Regions from separate parts of the Homo sapiens genome. Here region 2 is linked to region 1. A link is an interaction called in ENCODE POLR2A ChIA-PET data of the cell type or tissue named here. Cell type or tissue: MCF 10A. All regions are shown on one strand. Links, peaks and the distances in the headings refer to the core of each region. The heading gives the core; the rest is flanking DNA.

What was found. ChIA-PET counts read pairs that join two places held together with the same protein. Peaks named below come from ENCODE experiments on the same cell type or tissue, not always from the same donor. Only the 100,000 strongest peaks of a DNase experiment are listed, where the experiment ranks them.
Region 2: POLR2A ChIA-PET joins it to region 1 with 13 read pairs; 14 of 35 experiments call an interaction of 5 or more read pairs at or near these places.

What each region holds. Positions count from the first base shown.
Region 1 is chr14:63,850,219-63,859,435 of GRCh38, reverse strand. SYNE2 (spectrin repeat containing nuclear envelope protein 2) reads right to left here and starts at 6,432. Exons shown (of 116, transcript NM_182914.3): 1 at 6,293-6,432. RefSeq lists a silencer at 5,662-6,641. In MCF 10A, for the core only: no CTCF peak of the experiment used is centred there; DNase peaks (open chromatin) are centred at 5,365 and 6,465.
Region 2 is chr14:63,903,621-63,912,837 of GRCh38, reverse strand. SYNE2 (spectrin repeat containing nuclear envelope protein 2) reads right to left here. Exons shown (of 116, transcript NM_182914.3): 2 at 3,611-3,740. The coding sequence starts at 3,689. Among named protein-coding and RNA genes, the nearest start is that of SYNE2, 55 kb to the right of the region's middle. In MCF 10A, for the core only: no CTCF peak of the experiment used is centred there; no DNase peak of the experiment used is centred there.

The DNA of each region.
Region 1 (9,217 bases), core at 984-8,983:
AACACCTATATCAGAAAAGAAGAAAAGTCACAAATCAATGACCTAAGGAAACTGGAATAAGAACAAATTAAACCCAAAAGTAGAAGGGAAAAATAAAGATCTGAGTGAAAATCAATCAAAGGGAAAATAGAAAAATATTAAACAATATCAATGAAACCAACAGCTGGTTCATGGAGTTCAATAAAATTAATAAACCTCAAGCCTAGAGTGTCTCAACCCTGGCACTACTAACACTTTGGCTGAATAATTCTCTATTGAGAGGATCTCACCTATCCACTGTAGGGTATCTAGCAGCATCCTAGACTTCTGCCCAGTAGATGGCTGGGAACAAATGCCCCTCGTCCCTACACCAGACATGGTTTCCAGACACTGTCTCCAAAAATTACCAAATGTTCCTGGCATAGGTGGGGTAAACTTCCACCCATATTCACACCATAAACAAAAATTAAAGTACATGAACCTAAATGTTAAACCAAAACCTATAAAAATTTTAGAAAAAAATCATAGGAGAAAGCCTTTTTGACTTTGAATTAGGCAGATTTCTTAGATAATAATACCAAAAGTACAATCCATAAAGAATAAATTGACAAATTGTACTTCATCAAAATTAAGAACAGTATCTTCAAAAGATATTGTTAAGAGAATGTAATAAATTTGCTATGGTTTAAATGTCCCCTCCAAAACTCTGGTGAAATTTAATCGCCATCGTAACATTATTAAGAGGCAATACTGTTACAATATTACAGTATTAAGAGATGGAACTTTTATCAGGTGATAGGTTATAAGGGCTCTGCTGTCATTAATGGATTAATGCCATCATCGCAGGAGTGGGTTCCTTATAAAGGAATAAATCAGGCTGAGAGTGGTGGCACGCACCTGGAGTCCCAGCTACTCAGGAGGCTAAGGCAGGAGAATCGCTTGAACCTGGGAGGCAGAGGTTGCAGTGAGCTGAGATCAAGCCACTGCACTCCAGCCTGGGCAACACAGCGAGATACTGTCTCAAAAAAAAAAATAGGCTGGGTGCAGTGGCTCATGCCTGTAATCCCAGCACTTTGGGAGGCCAAGGTGGGCAGATCACTTGAGGCCAGGAGTTCAAGACCATCCTGGCCAACACAGTGAAACCCTGTCTCTACTAAAAATCAAAAAAAAAAAAAAAAAAAAAAAAAAAAAAAAGGCCGGTGTGGAGACGCACACCTGTAATCCCAGGTACCACAATCACTAGAACCCAGGAGGCAGAGGTTGCAGTGAGCTGAGACTGTGTCACTGCACTCCAGCCTGGGTGACAGAGTGAGACTGTGTCTTAAATAAATAAATAAATAATAAAATAAAAATAATAAAACAGCTCCATTTTGCTTCTTTCTCACCCTCTCTTTGCCCTTCTGTCATGTAATGATACAGCAAAAATGCTCTCACCAGATGTCGCCCCATCAATCTTAGACTTCCCAGATTCTAGAACCATGAGCCAATAAATTTCTGTTCATTATAAATTACCCAATCTATGGTATTCTGTAATGGCAGCACAAAATGGACTAAGATAAGACTGAATGGAAATATTTGCAAATCTTACACGTGACAAATGACTTGCATCCAGAATACACAAAGAACTCTCAAAACTCAATAAGAAGGAAAACAATGCAAGAAAACGGGCAAAAAATTTGAGTAGACACTTCAACAAAGAAGATAAATGGATGGTAAATAAGCATATGAAATGATGCTCAACATCATTAGTCATCAGGGAAATGGAAATTAAAACCACAATGAGGTGTCACTACACACCCAACAGAATGGCTATAAAAGCCTAACCACCCCAACTGTTGGCAAGGATCTGGGGCAACTGGAACCCTCATAGACTATTTTGGTTATATTATATAACCACTTTGGAAAAGTATAGTAGTTCTTTGAAAAATTAAACATATGCCTACCATAGGATCTAGTCATTCTACTCCTAGACATCTACCCAGGGGAAATGAAAGATATGCATACAAAGACTGTGTATAATGTTCATGGCAGCTTTATTTTTAATAGCCCAAAACCAGAAACAACCTAAATGTCTATCAATGGGTGAAAAGATACATGAACTGGCGTCTATCAGTACAATGGAGTATTACTTAACAATAAAAAGAAATCAGCTATTGATACAATGTGGATGAGTCTCAAAATAATTATGCTAAGCAAAAGCCAGGCAAAGAAGAGAACTTACTACATGATTCCATTTACATAACATTCTAAAAAACGCAAACTAATCCACAGAGACAGAAAGCTATCATTGGCTGGATGAGGAAGAGGGATTCAGGGTATAGCAAGGAGCTACAGGGAGACAGTTCCACAGGTCTATACATAAGTCAAAAACTTCTCAAATGTAAACACGAGGCCAAGGGCAGACTCATGCCTGTAATCCAGCACTTTGGGAGGCTGAGGTGGGAGGATCACTTGAGGCCAGGAGTTGGAGACCAGCCTAGGCAACATGGTGAGACCTCTTCTCTACAAAAAAATTCACAGTTGGCCAGGCATGGTAGTGTGCACCTGTAGTCAGTTACTTGGGAGGCCGGGGTGGGAGAATCACTTGGGCCCAGGAGGTAGAGGCTACAGTGAGCCATGATCGCACCACTGTACTCCAGCCTGGGTGATAGAACGAGACCTTGTCTCAAAAAAATAAAATAAGTGAATTTACACTACTCCAGACATAATCTTTTATTTGATGAAAGTAGGAAAGGGGGCATTATGACACAGATCCTTTGTACATGTGAAAGCAAGCATTTTGTCTTTAAAAAGAAAAAAAGGAGGGGAACATACAGTGAAGACTCAGAGAATAGGCTATTGTATTTAATATTATTTCTTAATTAAGATGTTGCCAATCTGAAATATTTCACAATAATAAAAAAGGAAAAATGATTGTATGTTTCCAATTTGGCCTGTCCCACTCCCAGGCAGAACTAGGGGCTTCCCTCCTCCCACAGCCCCCAGGAGCACATGTGTATACTGCAATAGCTTGTCTTCCCACTAGACTAACAGCTTCACCAGGACAGGGACTGTCTTTTGATTTTGACATAGTGGTCAGATACAGGTTCGTTAGAGTCTGCGAGCCTGGCTTTGTATTCTAGGCGCTGCCACTCACCTACTGCATAATCTCAGAAAGTTATTCAATCTCCCTGATGCCCAGTTTCTTAAACCATAAAAAGGGCTAATAGGCTACATATGAGGATTCCATGTTAATTTCTCCAGAAAGGCCCTGCATGATCTGACACCTGATTTCCACCCTGTCATTTAGTCCTACCCTCCCTTAACTTGACAGTGCTCAGCCACAATGACCTCTCAGTTCCAATAAATCCACACACCACCTAGCTCTTTCCTGCCTGGAGGCCTTTGAGCATCCTATCTCTCGGCCGGATCTTCTTCCATGCCTGTCTCCTCTCTACAACCTCTTATGCCACAACAACATGGCTAGCTCCTTCTCATCTTCAAGTCTCAGTTAAATGTCACTTCCACCTAGAGGCCTTCTCACCAGTATTCTAGGAGGCCTTGGTTATTCCATGTCCCAGCACTCTGTTATACCCTTCTTTCCACTCAACACTCATTCAAGTTATTGAGGACCTGCTATACGCCAGTTACCGTTCCAGATTCTGAAGGTGTAACAGTGAATAAAACAGCTGTGATACAGTTCTGAAGGATATAAAATCTCCCGAAAAAGACAGACAATAAACAAGCAACATATGATATAGCCATAAGTGCTACGGAGGAAAAATAACAACTTATGAAAGGAGGAATGGGAGTCGCGAGGATGGCTGTGATTTTAAATTTGGAGGTTAGTGAAGGCTCACTGACAAAATAACATCAAGTAAAGAAGTGAAGGGGGTCAGATCAACAAGAGCCATTAGAGATATGGGAGCTAGGGACAGGGGGTCATTCCAGGCAGCGCACAACAAGTCCAAAGGCCCTCATGCAGCAAGAAAGCTGGTTTGGCTGTAGACACTCGAGTAGGGAGGAGAGCAACAGATAAGATAGGAAAGTCACAGCATGGAGAGGCAGGGAAGCCAAAAGAGGTTGTTCTGGGAGCCACTGTCAGGTCTTTGCCATTCACTCAGAGAGACATAGGAAGCCAATGGAGGGTTTTGAACAGAAGAATGATGTGATATGATTTACCTTTCAAAAGCTGCTATTAGTTTAGCAATATATTTTATTTCCTGCCTAGATTCCCCACCTAGATAAGGGCAGGAATCACGACTGTCTTGTGCACCACTATCGCCCCAACACCCAGCACAATACATTGTAGGTACTCAATAAATACTTATAGATGAAAAAGGTAAAAAGGTAATCTATGTAAAATATCTACTGGTATAAAATAAGCATTCTATAAGGAGTAACTATTATTATTCAGATCTCCAGAAGCCAGCACAGTGGCTGGTATATGTAGGAGTTTGAGTAAATGAATAAATAACTTTGTGAAATTATTGAAAATATATATTTAAAACATATAAGTAATGAAAAATATAATAATGAAAAATGAACCAATTGCTTTTCACCCGTTCCCTTATTAAAATGTGATTCATTCAGTTTTTAAATTTTACATTAACTCTCACCTTATGCTAGTGAGAGCACTACTCAGAATAACCTCATTGTGACTCAGTTCTCTAAACATTCTGTAATATCCTACAACACAATTAACACGAATCCACTGAAATGCTAAAAAATTTCTAATTAGGTAAATTTATTCACATGATTTTTCAAACAATTTTAAGGCTAGCTGACCAAAAGTGGTTTGAGTTTGATTTTTTAAAAATTCAGATAAGCTTTGTTAATTCAAACATGTGGACAAAGACCTAAACATTTCCACTTTTTACTTATTTTGACATCTCCATTCTTCACCACGAAAAAACTTAATGAGGATTACACCTGTTCCCACCGCCCCAGGGGGCTGGCCGGGCTAAAGCCGTTCAGTAATTATCTCAGGAAAAGCCCTTAAGAGTCTCCACAGCTTTCCAGAAAGACAACTTGGAGAAGGAGTCATGCATTAAAGCATGAAAACACACCAAATATTCATCCCATAAAAGCTGAACACTCTCCTCTGAACATGTTTACGATGTCTCAGTGGCAGGTACTGGAGTGGTGAGAAGGCCAGGTGTAGCCCGGCATGGTTTAATTGTATTCCCCAACTCTAAAAATGATCGAACCCATCCTAGCATAGCCAAATAGTATCTGCAACGAAGCCTTCGGACTTCTAGAAAAGCACACAAAAGTTGCTTCAAATAAAACAAACTCAAAAAAAAAAAAAAAAGTGATGCCAAGTGTGGAGCGGCTTGAAAGAACCCTCACGGGTTGGCTCCGACTTGCTGGTGCTTGTACACAACCGTGCCTGCGGCGTCCAGCTCAGACGCTCCCTTTCACGGAGGGAGGGGGAAATAACTTTCGGAAACAGCAGGCTTCCACAAACGCGAATGCTACACAGGACTTCTCAGCCTCAATCAAATAAGGCGCTAATGTTCCCAGCAGCACTGATTCCATACACAGCCCCCGCCCCGCCCTTTTCAACAGAAGAAAAATAACCTAAGGAGGAGAAGGTGCCACCGTCAGACCCTAAAGGCAATTTCAGACAACAAAGACCCCAAGCAATCAAAATGGAATTATAATCCCGGCCGTCGGAGCGCCCCCCCGCCCCCGCGGAGGCGCTAGGCTGCCGCACCCGCCGCCGCCCCTCCAGTGCCCGGGCCGCCCGTCCCCGCGCCCTCTCCAGCCCCGGTGCGCCCCGACCCGCGGGTTCCCGGGTCCCCGGGGCGAGCACCGCACCGCTCACGATCCTGCAATCTCTGCGCCGCGGCTGTCCGCCTTCCAGCTCACGCGGCGTTCAAAATCTTTCCCGCCCAGGCGTGACGCGAGGAATGAAAACAATCAGCGGCCCCCGAGGGCCGGGGCCTGGGCCCGGGAGGGGGCGGCCGGGGCACCCGGGCACAGCCTCCCGCGCAGCGCCTGCCCGAGCCGGGCGGACCGGCGGGCTGGGGCCCGGAGGTGACACAAAGAACCCAGAGAGACAAACGCCACCCGCTGGCGCTCGCTCCAATCCCCGGAGCGCCCCGCCCGCTGACAAGTTTACGGCGCCCTCCGCGCACCCCGCTCTCCCCACCCGAGCAAAGTTTCCTGTGGCCCGGCTCGGACCCCGGCATCGGGTCGGTTCCCGTCTCCCGCCGCCCCCGCCCCCGGCTCAGAGACCTTTCCCTCTCTCGCCCCCGCCCCTTCCCCTCCCTCCCACTCTCTCCGGGGCGCACCGGGGTGCTGGGGCCCCGCGGCCGCGCTCACCCACCGTCCGCCCGGCCGAGGGGCAAGGGCGCGGGCCGGGGCCGCCCGAGGTCGGCGCCCCGCTTGCCTGGCTCTCTGGATCGCGCCTTTTGCTCGCTCTCCCTCTCGCTTTTTCAGGTCCGGCCGAAGGCTCTGGGCGCAGCTGAGCGCGCTCCGCTCCTTGGCGCTCGGAAAGCGGCAAACCACGCCCCGCGCCTTCCCCGCCCGCCGCCCGCCTCCGGGTCCCGCGCTCGCCCCTCGGCGGCCAGTGTAGAGCGCGCCCGCCAGCGCCGGGGCGGAGCAGCAGGCCCCGCCGCAGCCCGGGGCGGGCAACTTTCTCCCCGTCTTTTGGGACATCAGAGGTGGTGTGAGGGAGAGACCACCTCGCAATGCAGGTTCGCGACCCTTTTCTTACCCGGGGCTGGGTGAACAGGAGCCACAAGCTCCCTCAAAAAGCTCTTCTGGAGGATTTCAGGAGGGGTCTTCTCCAACACCCGTAGATTCCTGGGTCTTGGAAGTAGGAGTTAGAGAGCAGATCTGCGATTAGCTACCAGACCATGAGCAAGTCATTTCACCCCGCGGGCTCTTTGTAAAACGAGGACTTTGGATTCGAAGGCCTTTAAAATCTGGATCCGTATTTCGTAGTGTGGTCCGGATCTTGGGGTCACCTGGAGAGAAGGGGAGGCGTTTGTTAATGCAGATAACTGGGTTCCTCCTTCCCCTTGGATGAGGGGAAGTGGAGAGCTGTCTCAGTCGTCCGACCTGACATACATCATCCAGGTCTGAAAACTCACTGCGAACTGCATCCTTGGAACTGCGTCTTGCAGGTGCCAGTTTGATTTTCCAGCCCATAATCAGTCCCTTTGGACCCAGGATGATGCCACTTGACACCCACTTACCTCTAGCGCTGTGATTACCGTATTACTAAGGCACTTGAAGTTCCAAATAAAAGGCGCACCTCACTATTATTACATTAAAAAGCAGCGGATTTTCAATATTTCTCTATTGAGTTTCTATCACAATCAAATTTAACTTTTTCATTTTTTAGACAGGGTCTCACTCTGTCGCCCAGGCTGGAGTACAGTGGCGCGATCTAAACTCACTGCAGCCTCTACCTCCTGGTCTCAAGATATCCTCCAGCCTCAACCCCCCCCCCCCATTTCATCCATTTCATTCCCCCCCCCCCCCCCCCCGCTTAGTAGCTGGGACCACAGGCGCACGACACCACACCGGTAATTTTTGCATTTTTTTAGAGTCGGGGTTTGGCTGTGTTGCCCAAGCTAGTCTCAAACTCCTGGCCTCAAGTGATCCTCCCACCTCAGCCTCCCAAAGTGCTAGGATTACAGGCATGAGCCACTGCAACCGGCCTTAACTTTTCTTAAAACTCCAAGTTCATATATATGTCTGTGGCTACAGAATCTTGCCTGAATTATTTAAGTGACTCAAACTAGATGGCAAAGAGCAGAGATTAGACGTTTGATAATGCATTCAGCAAACATATATTAATGGGAAAAATTAGTTGTAAGTTGTACCCACAATTTGGAACAATTGTTTCAAAAACGTTTACCTCTGTGACTACCAGGATGATTCAGGCAAATTATTTGAAATGCACATTTTATTAATGGTCAGTAGCTCAACTCTTCACAAATGCAGAGTTCCTTGTATTCCTAGATTATCCTTCCAATGGTATCACTTCTCAGACTACCTAGCTTTGCATGATTTATTAACAATGGCTTGAGTCACAACAAAGCTCTATAAACCAAAAAGAACTTTCTGGGTTTTTTTGTTTGTTCGTTCGTTTGTTTTTTGAGACAGAGTCTTGCTCTGTTGCCCAGGCTGGAGTGCACTGGTGCAATCTTGGCTTACTGCAAACTCTGCCTCCTGGGTTCAAGTGATTCTCCTGCCTCACCTTCCCAAGTAGCTGGGATTACAGGCGCCCGCCACCATGCCTGGCTAATTTTTGTATTTTTAGTAGAGATGGGGTTTCACCATCTTGGCCAGGCTGGTCTTGAACTCCTGACCTCGTGATCCATCCACCTCGGCCTCCCCAAGCGCTGGGATTACAGGCATGAGCCACCGCATCCGGCCATATGCTGTCTTTTCCTAAAACCACTTTGCTTGATGGGTTGGAGAGTTGCAAGCTGGAGAGCCAATTTTAGGGAGAAGTTGGGCTCTAGGATTTGTGGAGCTGTATACAAAGCATTGTCTGCTATTTTTCTCTTCTCGGTTCTATTCATTTCCATTCTATGTCTATTGCTTTCTTTACAGTAAATCCTGCAAAATCATAATGGTAACAGTCTCTGGAGAAAATGTTACAATTTCCTAGTCATTGTTTCCTTCCAGGCATCTATGTTACAAGCCCTTGTTGAAGTGAAAGAACTGTTGCTCCATGTTGTCTAGTACACCTTAAAGAGTCCAGAATACAATGTCTCAAAATATTTTTAGGTGTCTCTAATTAGACCCTTCTAATTACCTGTGGTGTCTCTTAGCCATCCTAGTTTGGATATTAAATTAATACATACTTTTAAATCAGCAGATTAAACTAATGACAAGTGCAATGAAACAGATCCTCTGTACTTTGAAGTGATAATCAAATGTTAATGTTAAGCCAAACTGAGACATACCTAGTTCTTTTAAAACACAACCCTGGGCCTATAAATGGATGGCTCATATGGTTACATCTCTGACTAGGAAACAGTAAGGGTTGCCATGAACCTGGCCATGCGTACACTCTTCCATGTACCGAAATACAAATGTAGTGTGATAACATAGTATGTTGTCGGCCAGGTGCAGTGACTCCCACCTGTAATCCCAGCACTTTGGGCGGCTGAGGCAGGTGGATCACCTGAGGTCAGGAGTTCGAGACCAGCCTGGCCAACATGGTGAAACCCCGTCTCTACTAAAAAAAAAAAAAAAAAAAAAAGCTAGGTGTGGTGGCTCATGCCTGTAA
Region 2 (9,217 bases), core at 830-8,829, 54 kb before region 1:
TGAATTTCGGCAAAGCACTGCCTGATCTTCAGGGCTGATTCCTTTTAGGCCCTGTACATACGGGCTATATGCTTTCATAGCATATTAATGATGAAGCACTACATTTCAACTGAGACATTTTAATCTTTTCTTGCGTGTGTTATTCTGAGTCAGGGTGTTGCCACAATTGTCTCACCTTAGATTAAGTTTTTGCTAAAATAAAGCAGGCTTTATAAGTTAATTAGGCCATTCTACTGTCTCTATCTGCCTCTAAAAAAAGGTTCTGAAACAAAGAAAAATAAAAACTTTCTTATGAGCAGGGATCCTGAGCCTCTTATATTACATGAAATCTCTTTCTCATATTACCCCAGGGATCATTAAGCACATGTGAATTCTGTGAAATACGAGTCTGCTTGCTGTGTGTACAATGCCAAGTGCCTTTAAGACTACCACCAACAGCCTTTGGTTCAGTAGTACTTCATGCAGATAATATTGTCCATCTTTTTTTTTTCTCAAATAGCTAATAATCCTGCTATGAAAGCAAAGGTGCCTTTAGAAATATATACAAGTGTCTGCCTTCTTTTCTTCCTTCCTCCCTCCTTTCCTTCTTTCCTTCAACAACTTAGGCTGAAAGAATCATTACAAATTCACTGATAACAATATGGAGCTTAACTTTGGGAAATCTATTCATTTCGCCGTAAAGCCTTCATCTTATAGGTATGGGAACTTCTTGGTTGGTATCTCTTGAGGGTACCTGGCTAATGTGAACAGACTGCCCAGCGTCACCTTGACATTATAGTATTGGCTTTCTACCAGTCCCCCTAAGACAGCAGTGTGTCCAGCACCACGATTCCTCTAAATACATCATTAAAGGAAATCATTCAGACTGACCAGTGCACGTATATCACATTTACATTGCAAAACAGTCCATACTACTCTCCAATTGTAAAACAGATTGTATAACCTACGATAATTCAAAACATGCTATAAGAAACCACTCATTTCTCAGTAATTTGCTAATTATTTTGAGCTACTTATAAGCCTGAGATCACTAATATTACTTAAAGATGCCCTCCATATTCTGGATGTGAAAACTTGCTATGGATTGAATAGGTTAAGGCTAAGATTTAATGAATTTTCCAGTGAAAGTTGTTAAGGAAACTCCCTCTTTCAAACTGTTCTTTGAAGTGTAACAAAGAGGGTATGGTACAATACAAAGAAAACTGTCCTAGTCAAAACACAGCTCCACTGCTCACTAGCTGCGGGACTCTGGGCAAGTAATTCATTCTTTCTGAGCTGCAGCCTCTTTCTCAATTGTCAAAGATTTTTTTTAAATCTACTTCATCATGTGGTTGTGAGGATCAAATGAGATAATGTATGCAAAAGTGCTACATAAGTTACAGCATGCTACATAAAAGTCAAAATGTCCCCTGCTGTGGGGAAGAAAATATTACTTGATATGTATAATAATAATAATACTACCAAGTGCTCAAAGAGATACTACGGGAGAACAGAGGAGGGAGCACGTTATCTCAGCCTAAGAGAGAGCAGAGCTCACAGGAAACTGATTCTAATCGTCCTGGGGATGGATAAAGGATGTATGAAGGATGGATGAGAGGATGACTTCTGCTGCTGGAGGAGGGGCCGGGGGAGCTACAAGGGAAACAATCTGAATGAAAGCACACAGGCTGGCGGACCAGGGAGAATATGGCCCCTTAAGGAACCATGGGGTTGGAGCACAGAGTGCTTATGGGGCATGGTGGGAGATAAGAGCAGAGAGAAAGGCAAGCACTGGACCAGTAAAAGCCTGAACCACGCCAAGAAGTCTGGACTTCATCCCACATGTGATAGGGAGCCATTGAACAGAAATGTTAAAACAAAACAAACAAAAGAAAAAGCAGAAAAAAACCAGACATCTGGTTTACAATTTTTTCCTATAGATCATGAAGTTTCTACTCCAGCCATGTGCTCTTGGACAAGAAATACTTTGAGAGTAAGATTTTGGCCATAAACCTAGAAAAAGAAAGTGTGATGTACATACTGAGTCCCTAGTCTGTGTTAGGCACTGTGCTAAGCCCCTTTGTCTCCCTTACTGTTCATCTTCAAAATGCAGCTGCAGTGTGGGAACTCTGATTCACATTTTACAAATAAGGAAACTGAGACTCAAAAGATGAAATCTCTCCTCCAAGTTCAAAGAATCAGTGACTGGCAGAGCCAGCATTACAAATCTGATTTACCTACTTATTGCAGCCAAAACGTTACATGCAACCAAAACATCATAGAAAAACAATAATTTTTTTCCAGTTAAATGAAAGCTTGATTCCATCTACATCTGAATATTCAGACATTATTTTTAAGTCCTTACTGAAAATTTTAAAAATTCTTACCTCAAGTATAACCTCTCAACAATTTAAATGTTTCTTACTCTACACAAAGTATACAATAATTACTTTGAAAAGGCTGATATATACAGATACTGTCTATTCTAACAGCTATTGATTTCCATCTCAGCTCAAAATATAGAAGCAAATCATTCAAAACAGATTTTATTTTGCCAAATCACTCAATATGGCATCAAAACAGATCTTTAATTTAAAGGAAAATATCAGAAAAAAAGTAATTTTGGCATCTTTACCATAAATGACTCAGAATCTATGACTTTGAGTAACATTCTAAAAATGCTGCATAATACTGCCCATAATCTTAAAGTTACTTTAAAACACATAGTTCCATAAATATTTTCAAAGGCCTGCTATAGCCTTATTTCTTTTATACTAGCTTACTTTACTCAACTCCAAAATTTGCTTTATCAACAAAGGTAGAAGGTCTAGTGGCTAGTGAATTTTCAAAATACAACAAAAATATTGCCAAACTCCACAAGAAGCACTTTTAAAAAAATGACAGCACTTATATACATGCACACATGATTCACATGACTGAAAGGTCATTCATTTATAATATTACCTCTCTTCCTATCAGGACAAAATAAGGATGTGCATTCATTCATTCATTTATTTGAGATGGAGTTTCGCTCTTGTTGCCCAGGCTGGAATGCAATGGCACAATCTCAGCTCACTGCAACCTCCGCCTCCCGGGTTCAAACAATTCTCCTGCTTCAGCCTCCCAAGTAGCTGGGATTACAGACATGTGCCACAACACCTGGCTAATTTTGTATTTTTAGTAGAGACAGGGTTTCCCCATGTTGGTCAGGCTGGTCTCGAACTCCTGACCTTGGGTGATCCGCCCGCCTCGGCCTCCCATAGTGCTGGGATTACAGGCATGAGCCACCGTGCCTGGCAAGGATGTGCATTTAAAAGAAGCTACACAAAAAGATAAGAAGTAAAAACAATGCCAAGCAAACTACAGTTTACTATTTAATTTTCACTGCAAATAAAATGCATACACTCAGTAAGAAACTGGAGATAGCAAATTCCTTGCAGGTATTCCTTACTTTCCCAGAGAGCTAAGGCAGAAATAAAGACATTTAAATATATTAAAAGGTTTCTACAGTTGGAAAAATACAGATATATTTATCTCCATAAGAGAGACGAAAATCAGTGTGACTTGCAACTAGATAAAAGTAAGGTTTCCCCAGTTTCTGTGGGTGTTACCCCCACCCAATCTTAATTACCTTGCAATGAAATATGGAGATCGTCGATGCCCCAGGAACCCTGTTCATCTTCGGTGGGAAGCTCAGGACTAGATGCCATTCTTTGACTCAATGGAGATTATATCATGTCCATCTCAGTTGAAGAAGTGAACTGAAAGTGAAATGGATAAATGTTCATTAGTAACTTTGCAGCTCTGTTTCTAGTAAACATGCATTGCCAGAAAACAGCAGCAACCAAAAACTGTCCTCCAAAACAAGTATGGCTTTCTACTATGTGCTTCCATGGTTCATGAAGAACAAAGTAACTATGCCTTCTTTTTGAATCATAATCAAGATTTTGCCCTATGACTTATTCATGCCCTTTGGAGCTGCTTTCAGAACTCCAGAAGAACTAGCATTGTGGATTCTATACCAGTGGTGAAAAGGAAGGCCAGGCAATTCGATGTAATAACTTGTCTAGAGGAAGGAAAGTTGACACAAACTGATATCTTAGGCATTAGTGTTATGTGATTGTTAGCCTTCAACCTTCAAGGATTTTCTTTAAAACTTTTTTTGAACTTAGTTCCTTTTCTGCCCCAGTTATGTTGCCATTTACTGGAAACAATAAGAGCTGAGCCTGCATAGCTTGCAAAGTGAAACTAAAAATCTAATATATCAAAAAGAATATTTTAATGAGTTATCTAATATATTGAATTATTTTCCCAAAGGCTTATTTTTTCACCTACACATTTCTTCCCCTCGCCCCACCTTGATTCTTAAAGAATCCTTCCAGTGAGAGCAGTTTTTACTTCATACCTCTTTAAAAGCATTGCTTCATGTATTTATTTACCACTATTAGTTTCTGGAGGATAAGTATAAAACACCGACTTCTCCCATATGGATGATCAAATAATAAACCTAACCAAGCATATAAAAATATAAAGTAGATTGGGGGTGTACATAGGGATGGATAATTGTACAGCTTTGTGATCAAGCAAGCATTGCAAAATATTAATGTTAGAATCTATGTGTTGACCCTATAGGTATTCACTTTTAAATTCCTTTAACTTTGCTGTATACTAGAAATTTTGCATAATAAAATGCTGGGGGAGGGGGCGGCGTGGAACTAAAAGATAAGTATGAGGCCAACAGCTAGATACGGTCAATCATATTAAATATTAAACAGAACACTTCAAAAAATACAAAGAATAAGAATCATTAAACAGTCCCTGCTAGTTCAAAAATCTTTCAATCCTGCCTGCCCCCTCTGTTTATCATCCATATCCCTTTTATTAGCTCTTGCATGGATCACTGTTGTTAAAGATTTCAGCTACCAAATTAACTTGACTAATTAATGATTAATTTGTTTATCCTCCAAATTAAGATGAATCACAACCAGCCTGAGGTAAAAGAGTTGCTATATGGAATTGAGAGATTCTAACCAAAAAGAAAGGCTGTTTATTAGTTCACCATGAGCCTTGGCAGCCTGATGAGTGACAAAGATACAAACATCCTCAGCTTTGCGATATACTGAGGACCTCCACCACCCCTTCCCATACTCTGGGGCTCCTGAACCCAAAGTGGAGATAAAGCACTTCTTCATTTTGGCACCCTAAGATTTGAATTCCAGAATGAATTTTCTAAGGGCACACACTATTCCATGTCATCGCTATTTAAAAAAAAAAAGGATAATAGCAATATTATACAGTACTTACTGTATACAGGCACTGTTACAAGCACTTTGTATATACAACCTCATTTAATCTTTATAACAATGGTAAGAGTTAGGAACTACAGTTATCTCCACATTTGAAAAGACAAAGCTTAGATGCACCAGTATGATTCACAATTGTCTAAGGACACACAGGTAATAAATGATGGAGCCAAGACTTGAATCCAGGTGGTTTGGGCTTCAGAGTTCATGCTCTAAACCAACACATGATGGTGTCTCCTAAGGTGAGTGAGAGTTTGCCATATGTCATTTATTTTTGTTTTCATTCATTTGCACAACAAATAATTATATAAGCTGGATGCCACTCTCAAGAGATTCAATCCTCTGAGAATGATAAATGAACAGAATATTAAGCAAAATCCTCTAATAAGTACAGAAGGTACTCTGAGAGCAAAGGAGACTGCATGCCCCATCACTTAAAGCTGGAGATGGATGTGACTGTCAGGAGCTGCAGTGGACTGAGTTCTTACGTCCCCCAAAGTCCATATGTTGAAATCTAATCCCCAATGTCACGGTATTAGGAGGTGGGGCCTTTGGGAGGTGATCCTCATTAATGGGATTAGTCCCCTTATAAAAGAGGCCCAAGAGAGACTCCTTACCCGTTCTACCATGTGAGGATAGACTGAGAGGATGGCCATCTATGAGGAAACAGGCCCTCATCAGACATTGAATCTTCTGGACTTGATCTTGGATTAGATTTCTGTCATTTACAAACTACCCATTTTATGGTATTTTGTTATAGCAACTCAACAAGACAAGAGTGTACTTTTTACAAAATAGCATTTCATGCAAAATAGTCCTATTAGAATTAGCATTATTTGGACAGTACCTTGAATTTGGTAAGAATGTCTCTGAGAAGATCCAAATCAGTATAATCAGAAATGACAAAGATATTACAGCTGATCCCTCAGAAATACAAAAGATCCACTACAACAACTCTATGCACACAACTTAGAAAATCTAGAGGAAATGGATAAATTCCTGGAAACACAATTTCCCAAGATTGAATTGGGAAGAGATTGAAATCTTGAGTAGACCAATATCAAACTCCGAAGTTGAACCAATAATAATTTTTTTTAAAACCTACCAACCAAAAAAAGCTCTGGACCAGATGGATTCACAGCTGAATTCTACCAGAAGTGTAAAGAGGAACTGGTACAAATCCTACTGAAACAATTCCAAAAAATCAAGGAGGAGGGACTCCTCCCTAACTCATACTATGAAGCCAGCATCAGCCTAATACCAAAATTTGGCAAAGACACAACTAAAAAAGAAAACTTCAGGCCAATATCCCTGATGAACATAGATGCAAAAATTCTCAACAAAATACTAGCAAACTGAATCCAGCAGCACATAAAAAAGTTAATTCATCACGATCAATTAGGCTTTATTCCTGGGATGCAAGGTTGGTTCTAACATATGCAAATCAATAAATGTGATTCACCACATAAACAGAATTAAAAGCAAAAACCATATGTCATCTCAATAGACACAGAAAAACTTTTTATATAATCCAACATTTCCCTTTATGATTTAAAAAAACCCTCAACAGACTAGGCATTGAAGGAACATACCTCAAAATAATAAGAGCCATCTATGAAAAAACCCACAGCCAACATCATATTCAACGGGCAAAAGCTGGAACAATTCCCCCTGAGAGTCAGAACAAGACAAGGATGTCCACTCTCACCACTCCTATTCAACATAGCACTGGAAGCCCCCGCCAGAGCAATCAGGCAAGAGAAAGAAATAAAAGGCATCCAAATAGGAAAAGAAGAGGTCAAACAATCTCTCTTTGCTGATGATATGATTCTATACCTAGAAAACCCTAAAGACTCTGCCAAAAGGCTACTAGAACTGATATGTGATTTTAGAAGGGTTTCAGGATGTAAAATCAATGTACAAAAATTAGTAACATTTCTATACACCAGTAACATCCAGGCTGAGAGTCAAGAACATAATCCCGTTTACAATAGCCACAAAGATGATGAAATATCTAGGAACACAGCTAACCAAAGAGGTGAAAGATCTCAAGGAGAATTATAAAACACTGCTGAAAGAAATCAGAGATGAGACAAATAAAGGGAAAAACGTTCCATGCCCATGGATTAGGAGCATCAATATCATTGAAATGACCATACTATCAAAGCAATTTACAAATTCAATGCCATTGCTATCAAACTATGAACATTCTTCACAGAATTAGAAAAAACAACTCTAAAATTCATATAAAACCAAAAAAGAGCCCAAATAGTCAAAGCAATCCTAAGAAAAAAGAACAAAGCCAGAGCCATCACACTACCCAATTTCAAAATATACTCTATGGCTACAGTAACCAAAACAGTATGGTACTGATACAAAAACAGACACAAAGACCAATAGAACAAAATAGAAAACTCAGAAATAAAGCTGCACATTTCCAACCATCTGATATTAACAAGACTGACAAAAGTAAGCAATGGGGAAATGACTCCCTATTCAATAAATGATGCTGGGATAACTGTATAGCCATATGCTGAAGAATGAAACTGAATCCTTCCTTATCTTTCACCATAAACAAAAATTAACTCAACATAGATAAAAGATTTAAATGTAAGACCTCAAACTATAAAAATCCTGGAAGAAAACCTAGGAAATACCCTTCTCAACATAAGCCGTGACAAAGAACTTTTGGCTAAGTCTCCAAAAGCAAAAGCAACAAAAAACAAAAATTGACAAATGGGATCTAATTAAAGAGTTCCTGCGCAGCAAAAGAAACTATCAACAAAGTAAACAACCTACAGAATGGAAGAAAACATTTGCAAACTATGCACTGACAAAGGCCTAATATTCAGAATCTATAAGGATCTTAAAGAAATCAACAAGCAAAAGACAACCCCATTAAAAAATGGGCAAAGGACATGAATAGACACTTCTTAAAAGGAGACTTAGAAGTGGCCAACTAACATGAAAAAATGCTTATCATCACTAATTATCAGAGAAATACAAATCAAAACCACCAAGATACACCATCTCACACCAGTCAGAATGGCTACTACTAAAAGTCAAAAAACAGCAGATGCTGGTGAGGCTGCAGAGAAAAGAGCGCTTATAAACTGTCAGTGGGAAAGTAAATTAGTGCAGCCACTGTGGAAAGCAGTTTGCAGATGTCTCAAAGAACTTAAAACAGAGTTAACATTCAACCCAGCAATCCTATTACTGCATATATACCCAAAGGAAAACAGATCATGCTACCAAAAAGACACATGCACTCATAAGTTTATTGCCAGGTTACTCACAATAACAAAGACATGGATTCAGCCTGGGTTCCCATCAACAGTGGATTTGATAAAGAAAAGGTAGTGCATACACACCATGGAATACTACAAGCCATAAAAAAGAATAAAATCATAGCCTTTGCAGCAACATGGATGGAGCTGGAGGCCATAATCCTAAGCGAATTAACACAGGAACAGAAAACCAATAATATATGTTTTCACTTAAAAGTGGGAGCTAAACATTGAGAACACATAGACATAAACATGGGAACAAAAGACACTGCAGACTTCCAGAGGGGTGAAGGGAGGGAAGGGAGCATGGGTTGAAAAACAACCTATTGGGTACTATGCTCACCACCTGGTTACAATATACCCATGTTACAAACCTGCACATGTGCCCTCTGTATCTAAAATAAAAGTTGAAATTTAAAAAAATATATAGAATGTCTCTGAAATTAAAAAAAAAAAAGAATGGCCATTTCATTGAATATTAATCAAATATAAGGTATCAAATGTAGGGGAAAGAATCATTTGTTGTATTTACATTAAAAATAAAAACAAAACAATAAAGACAAGTTGTTAACTGGAGAACCAAGAAGTATTCCTGTCCTCAACCGGCATGTGGAATTCACTGTATTGTATATTAAAGATGTAGGAAAA